3 separate regions of the Homo sapiens genome follow, and regions 1 and 3 are each linked to region 2. A link is a loop called in an ENCODE intact Hi-C map of the cell type or tissue named here. Cell type or tissue: heart left ventricle. All regions are shown on one strand. Region 1 overlaps CCDC60 (coiled-coil domain containing 60). Region 2 has its middle 23 kb from the start of HSPB8-AS1. Region 3 overlaps CCDC60 (coiled-coil domain containing 60).

Region 1 (2,500 bases), 180 kb before region 2:
TTCAGGTATCTGTGGTGGGCAGAAAGAAACAGGTTCATTCAGCTCAAGTTTTTAAAAATGTAGGAAATCTCATGGTATCCAGTGACAGGACAGCTCAGCTACTTGCTGTGTCTCTTGAGCTCTCAAAAGGCATGAATGCTCAGATATGCTATTTTCTGCACACTCGTTTCTTTATTCTTTCTCTATCCTGGCTCCTTCTGCTCTCGCACACAGCCCATCATAGCTGTCGCGGCCCTAGAGTTTATGGGGCCCTCATCTCCATACTCTGTGGCTATCTGGATCCGTCTTTCAGTGTCTAAAGTCCAAGTTCCAGATAAGGAAATCTGATTGGTTCAGCTTGTATCAGGTGTTTCCCTTTGGTCCAATCATCTGTAGCCTGGAGGGTGGGACCATGTGGTCGGTATAGCTTCCTGTCTCTGAAATAGGAAATATGGGTGGGGCGAGAAGACTTCTCTAGAACATCCAGAAAGAGATGCTATAGAAGCAAAAGCAGATCTGGATAATATATTTTTAATTTTATTTTTGTAGAGATAGAATCTCACTGTTGCCCAGGTTGGTCTTGAACTCCTGGGCTCAAGTAATTCTCCCGCCTTGGCTTCCCAAAGTGCTGGGATTATAGGTGTGGGCCACTGATCCCAGCCCAGATCTGGATTTAAATCTCTATTCATCCAATCACTTCCAGACTTTTGATCAATTATTTAATTTCTTTAATTAATTTAATTTCCAGTGCAGTGGCCACCCAGGGTTATGCCTGCAAGACCAGCTTCAAGAACATGGCTAACAGGCAAGCACAAAGAGGTTCCGCCATCAGTAGATCTCCAATTACCCTGGGTCTGCTGCATTTTCAGCACCTCATCTCTTTGGGAGCAAAGGAGAGAAGTAAAGCTTTGTATTCACATTGAGTGTATTGGGATGGGTGGGTGGTGAGATAGTCACAGCTTGGTGGCCCGGCATGTTTGGGGAAACATGAAACATAATCACATCACTATTGTGTAGAATGCGTCCATGGCCTCCCCTCACAGTTAGGCTCAAGGTCAAAATTCCTCATAACAGACTTCAAAGACTTCATGAATCAGCCTAAGTGTGTATCTCCATCCTCATCTCCCAGTGTGCCCCATTACACTCTGCTTATTCATTCATTCATTCATTCATTCATTCCCACTGTTCTGAATGCCTGTGATGGGCCAGCCCAGTAGTACAGGCCATACTGGGCCTCCTTGAGCTCCTGCTGTCTCATGACTCAGGGCCTTCACAGATGCTCTTCCCCCTGTTACGAATACTTTTCCCTCCACCCCTTCATCAGTTAGGTGCTCCCACAGAACTTTTGTACCCTGTTCCCCTTCTGTGTCAGGACTTATTGGGATGAAGACAGAGGGCAGAAATGGTGCTCATCGTGCTTCCCTGTACCCACAGTGACCAGTGCGCTGGCTGTCACACAGCCGAGCATCAGGCCAAGTCTGCTGAATGGATTAATGTCAAAAAAAGGCCTGGAAGACATATCTCTGCCTCATGGTAAAACGCTAAAGACTGCTGTGAAGCTCATTTGCAGGTTTTGAGAAAATTTTAATTACTGAACATTGACAAGGGAAAGAGTTTTTGTGGCTAAAAGTTTCGTGGCTAAAGCACATGAAAATCAGCTTCATGTTTGTGGAAGGAGAAGAGAGGTATGCATTTGCCTGGATGGGGTCAAGTAGGGTTTCTCCCTGGCTCTGCCCCTGCCCCGCCTTATCTCTCTCTCTCAAGCACTAACGATAAAGATAGGAAGGTCATGAGAAGGTGTCAGATGCCTGCAAAGAGCCAGCCTGCTTTGTGCTCACTTACTGCACATTCTTCTGACTTTAGAAAACAAGAATTTTCCTTAAAGGGTCTCTGGTTGTAGCACAGGCACCTCCCCATGTCACCTGCTTCAACTTTCCATTGTAGATCTTAGGGTCTGAGATAAGAAATCCTTCTCATAAGTTTGGAGCACTGAGACTTTGGGGCCACAGATCTAAGAGTCCAGACTCCACTGCTTGCTGGCCAGGAGACCTTGAGTGACTTCGACTCTCTGAGCTCCAGCTTCCTCGTCCTTAGAATGGGGTGGCAATAGCAGGTGCCACTGGGGTTGTCATGAGGTGTAAGTGAGAGGATGCATGGGAAGCTGTCAGTTTGGTGCCTGGTGCACAGGAAGGCCACAGTAGGGAGCAGTGATTACTACCACTGAGTCTGAGTATCAGGATATCACACTGAGGATCTGGTTTTCCAAAGGACAAAGATAGGGAGCTAGAGACAGTAATTCCAGAGATTTAAGGCACAGAAACAAATTATCCTGCCACGTTTGCTTGGCAACCACAGACTCCAATTCCTCTTGTATAGGGAGAACAGCTTCAATTGGAGAAATGTTGACACACCAAGGACAGAATTCGACTTTAAAGGTCATCATGGCTCAGTTCATCATAAAGACCCTAAGCCCATGACAATTAATGGAGATATTGAGCCAAAGGCAAACCAAGAATAGAAA
Region 2 (2,500 bases):
GAAAATGCACAGGGGCCTTAGGAGGGGACTCCAGCACAACTGCATTTATGGGACTCTTCTAGGAAAAGAACTCTGCAAAGGAGAATGGGGGTTGGGGGAAGAGGGGGAGAGGTGAAAGGACTTGGCCAGGGTCACAGAAGGAGTTAGTAGTTTGGCTGGTTTAGAACTCAGGTGTCACCTTACAGGTAGCATGGGAGATGCTATGCTGCCCAGCCTGACATCTCTCTCTCTCTCTCTCATTCCCTCTCTCCTAGTGTACTTACTATAGCTTAGCAGCTGGTATTCTTTGTTTTTAAGTGAAAGAAACAGACTTTACGTAATTTGGGGAGAAAGGGATGTGGGATAGTTCATTTAATCGAAAAGAAATGTTGAACACTATTTAGATGTCAGGAAGGACAGAATGGGGCCACTCTGGGGATCTGGAGCAAGGAAAATGGACATCTCAGGACACTGTCTCTGGAATGAATCAGCTTCAACTATTTCCCATCCTCAAGTCTCTCTGCATGAGGTTCAAATTCCCAGGAGAGAGGCTCTGCTTGGCTTAGCTTGGGCCATGTGCCCACCCCTAGTGAAGGAAGGTTGACGTCCTTTGATGGACGTTCCCAGTGAATCTGCACAAAGTGGTAAGAAAGATGTCCCAAAGAGGTATTGAGGGACTATGACCAGAGTAAAGACACATAAATGCTGCCAGGCAGAAGCCACAGGTGTCTACCCACCCCCACTCCACCCCAGGCCTGTACAGGGCTCTCTGGAGCCTTCAAAACTGGGTTAGAGGGCATTCCCTGGAGGAAGTAAGACCTGAACATAGAAGAATGTGATTGGCCAACCTGATTAATTCATCACTACCCACTTATACCTGGCAGGATCCCCAAGGAATGCAACAGAAGGTGGAACAGGGTAGCTTTAATGAGAGGGAAAAGAGAGGAAAAAAAGGCCTTAGCCATTTAGACTAATTAGAGATGAGGGAGGGGTGGGGGAAGGTAGGTCTGTGCTGCCAAAGTGCTTTTTATTTGCCAGCAATTGCTCTAAGTATTTTACATATCTTAATTCATTTATTCCTTTCCGCAACTCTACAAGGTACTCCATCATCACTCCTATGCCAAGGAGCCTGAGGCACAAAGAAGTTAAGAAATCTGCTCAGGGTCACCCAGCTAATAAATGATAGCACAGAATTCAAACCAGGGCCGTCTTGCTCTGGAGTGTGTATGGATAACCTCACACGGCTACACCAATGCCATGTTCTAGGACAGGAAATAAAATTTGCATCAGGTGATATATTAAATCAAAGATTTCCTTATGAGAATCTCTCAGACCTAACAGCTGGGTTTACTTTTCTTGTTTGAAATGCAATCCATTCTCTATGAAGAATATTTGAAAAACACAGAAAAGCACTGCTCCTAGTTCGGGCTGTTATAATAAAGCACCACAGACTGGGTGGTTTATAAACAGTAGAAATTTATTCCTCACTGTTCTGGAGGCTGGAAGCCCACGGCCAGGCTGCCAGCATGGTCGGGTGGTGGTGAGGGCCCTCTTCAGGTTGCACACTGCCAGCTTCTTGTTGTGCCCTCACATGGGAGAAAGAGGATGAGAGTGCTCTCTGGGGCCCCCTTTATAAAGGCGCTAATCCCATTCATGAGGGCTGCATTCTTATGGCCTAATCACCTCCCAAAGACCCAACTCCTAAAACGATCACATTGGGAGTTAGGATTTCAACATGTGATTTTTGGTGGGATACAAAACACACAGTCCATAACAAGCACAAAGGAAAGAGTAATGTGAACACTCAACTTCTTTACAGAAATAGTGGATTTTAAAACAAAATAGAAAGCAAAATTGTATTTATTTTAAGTTTTAAAATTTTTTTAGAAATGGAGTCTCATTTTGTCGTCTAGGCTGGAGTGCAGTGGCATGATCTCGGCTCACTGCAACCTCTGTCTCCTGAGTTCAAGTGATTCTCCTGCCTCAGCCTCCCGAGTAGCTGGGATTACAGGCGACTGCCACCACGCCTGGCTAATTACTATTATTATTATTATTATTATTATTATTATTATTATTATTTTGACACAGAGTCTCACTCTGTCACCCAGGCCGGAATGCAGTGTCATGATCTCGGCTAAGTACAACCTCTGCCACCCAGATTCAAGGGATTCTCCTGCCTCAGCCTCCCGAGTAGCTGGGATTATAGGCACCCACCACTGCGCCCCATTAATTTTTGTATTTTTAGCAGAGACAGGGTTTCACCATCTTGGCCAGGCTGGTCTTAAACTCCTGACCTCGTGATCCACCTGCCTCGACCTCCCAAAGTGCTGGGATTACAGGCGTGAGCCACCGCGCCTGGCTAATTTTTGTGTTTTTAGTAGAGATGAGGTTTCACCATGTGTGCCAGGCTGGTCTTGAACTCCTGACCTTAAGTGATTTGCCCGCCTCGGCCTCCCAAAGTGCTGGAATTACAGGCATCAGCCACCGTGCTCGGCCAAGAAATAGTGGTATTTTAAAACAA
Region 3 (2,500 bases), 170 kb before region 2:
AGAAGAAAACGTGTCCAACACACAAATCCAGATGGGCGTGGGTGTGTGGGCTCTCTTCCAACAGCCACATTTCTTGGTATAATGTGACCTTTCTGTCTGATTACCACTCTGCTCTTTTCACCAGAGGAAAGTCAGGAGAGGAGGTCTTTTAAAGAGACAACGGGCAAGTTGATTAGGTGGCTCCACGTTTGTCAGACTTTATACTAAGAGCTTCAAGGGAGGGGCTGGTTGTTGCAGGAAGAAGCTGAGGACTTGATTCATTTCGAAAACTGTCCCCAGGGCCTTCTGGCTCACCCACTTCCCCACATTGCATCCTGCATGCATCAGAAACACATGAAATTTTCATGACATCCAAGCCACTTCCCTCCACGGCTCTATTTCTGTTCATTCTGCTGAAAACTGTCTTTGTCATATACAGGGAGCAGTTTAGGTGGACGAAGGACTCTGGTCTCTCAGTCCCTGACTCCACACCCCATTATTTTGATTGATTAAGTAAAACACAGCCATCAGTGAGCTATTCATAGAGAGACAGTTGGGGGGAGGGGCTCATGGACACATTTTATTTGTATGGGGACATTCTCTGATGGGTCAGTAGGTAGGGTGGAGGGATGTGGCCCAGCAAAGACAGCTCAGGGGGATCTTTCAAGTCCAGTGCGGAGAAAGCAATGGTGTACTAGCTGGTGAGGGTGATTGCATGAGAGCTGATTGTATGCATCTGCTTCCCAATTCTTTGTTCAGTGATCGATAGCTTGAAATTGGCCACAGTGGGAATATTTACACCATGGAAACTGGCAAACAAACATTGCAAATTAGGGTTTTTTGCTTGCTTGTTTGTTTTTTCCAGAAAGCTGGTTGTTAAACATTTACCAGCACATCAATGGGGCAAAAGTTTCTGTCCATATGGATACATTCTTAAGACACGTTGTCCCTAAACCCCACTGTCAGAGGCGCTGGAAACAGAGCAACTCTATTTTGAATAGGGACTGGGTAAAATGAGGCTGAGACCAACTGGGCTGCATTCCCAGGAGGCTAGGCATTCCTAGTCACAGAAAGATAGGCGGTTGGCAGGACTGGTATCACAAGATATGGGTCACAAAGACCCTGCCGATAATACAGTATGCGGTAAGGAAGCCAGCCAAAACCCACCAAAACCAAGATGGCAATGACAGTAACCTCTAGTCGTCCTCACTGCTCATAATTTTAATGCATTATGCTAAAAGACACTCCCACCAGCGCCAGGACAGTTTACAAATGCCAAGGCAACAACCAGAAATGACCCTTATATGGTCTAAAAGGAGGAGGAACCCTCAGTTCTGGGAATTGCCTGCCCCTTTCCCAGAAAACTCATGAAAAACCCACCCCTTGTTTAGCATATAATCAAGAACTAACTATAAATACACTCAGTTAAGCAGCCCATGCCACTGCTCTGCCTATGGAGTAGCCATTCTTTTGTTTCTTTACTTCTCTAATAAACTTGGTTTCACTTTACTCTATGGACTTGCCCCGTATTCTTTCTTATGTGCGGTCCAAGAATCCTCTCTTGGGGTCTCGATCAAGACCCCTTTCCAGGAACACCACCACCCCTCTATAGCATCTCTCATCATACCCTTTCCCGTCCAGATTGCAACTATCTATGTATTTGTCTTTATTATTTCTATAAGGTTTCCTTTCCTAGCTTCATACTTACTACCTCTGAAGTTGAGCAAGTCAGTTAACTTCTCTGTGCTTTAGTTTTCTCATCTTTAAAAAGGAGGAGAGTAATAGCATTGACCCTTATAGGTAATTTCTTCATGGCTGCCATGGATGAGTGGTGTAATACATTATATTTAATATTTTAATCTATTTAATCCTCACAATAACCCAGTGACAAAGGTATTATTATCCATCTAAGGACGAGAAGGCCCTCAGATCTTAAGTCTCTAGATGAAAGTCTAACAGCCATTAAGTGGCAGAGCTGGGATTAGAACCCAGAGCTTTTGGAATTTCAAAGTCTGTGTACCTAACCAGCACAGAAAACTGCCTCTTCAGCATAGGTTTTCTCCCTCTGGCAAGTTGGCTTCCTACTACTCAGCCCCTGGGCAAGAGCTGGTGTTCTGTCAGGAGCAGAAAAAAAAAAAAAGATAAAGTTCTCTTCATTTCCTTCAAAGAAACCTTTCTTGCCTCAAAGAGAGAGTGAGAAAGGAATTGGCTCAAGTTCATTTGAAATTCCAGGTTCATTATCCATGTACTTAAAGCCTGTCTAGATAACAAATGAAACGTGAAAAATGTAGTCAATCATCCACATGTTTGGTCTCTGCCATGTCAGAAGTGGTGTATTTTAGAAACATCTGGATGGCTAGAAAAGAGGCTAAGCCAAGCTTCCATTAATGAGAACTTGTGGAAATGAAGGGGGACGCCCCCCATCTCATTTTACAGATAAGGGAACTGAGACCCCCCCCCACCCCACCCCGGAGAGAAAGTATCTTGCCTAAGTTTGCACAGATTTTTGGTGGCAAAACTA

Evidence for each region. A loop is a pair of places that touch in the nucleus more often than their neighbours do. Peaks named below come from ENCODE experiments on the same cell type or tissue, not always from the same donor. Only the 100,000 strongest peaks of a DNase experiment are listed, where the experiment ranks them.
Region 1: it touches region 2 in a loop (2.6-fold over the local background); 4 of 110 quality-filtered maps call a loop at or near these places.
Region 3: a loop joins it to region 2, with 2.3 times the contacts of the local background. A loop is called at or near these places in 5 of 110 quality-filtered maps.

Annotation. Positions count from the first base shown.
Region 1 is chr12:119,381,268-119,383,767 of GRCh38, reverse strand. The region is part of intron 1 of CCDC60 (coiled-coil domain containing 60); the gene reads right to left. Among named protein-coding and RNA genes, the nearest start is that of CCDC60, 48 kb to the right of the region's middle. In heart left ventricle, no CTCF peak of the experiment used is centred here; no DNase peak of the experiment used is centred here; H3K27ac peaks cover 1,470 bases.
Region 2 is chr12:119,205,615-119,208,114 of GRCh38, reverse strand. No RefSeq gene overlaps it. Among named protein-coding and RNA genes, the nearest start is that of HSPB8-AS1, 23 kb to the right of the region's middle. In heart left ventricle, a CTCF peak has its summit at 1,549 (motif pointing left); no DNase peak of the experiment used is centred here.
Region 3 is chr12:119,373,607-119,376,106 of GRCh38, reverse strand. The region is part of intron 1 of CCDC60 (coiled-coil domain containing 60); the gene reads right to left. Among named protein-coding and RNA genes, the nearest start is that of CCDC60, 40 kb to the right of the region's middle. RefSeq lists an enhancer at 202-261. In heart left ventricle, no CTCF peak of the experiment used is centred here; no DNase peak of the experiment used is centred here; H3K27ac peaks cover 1,573 bases.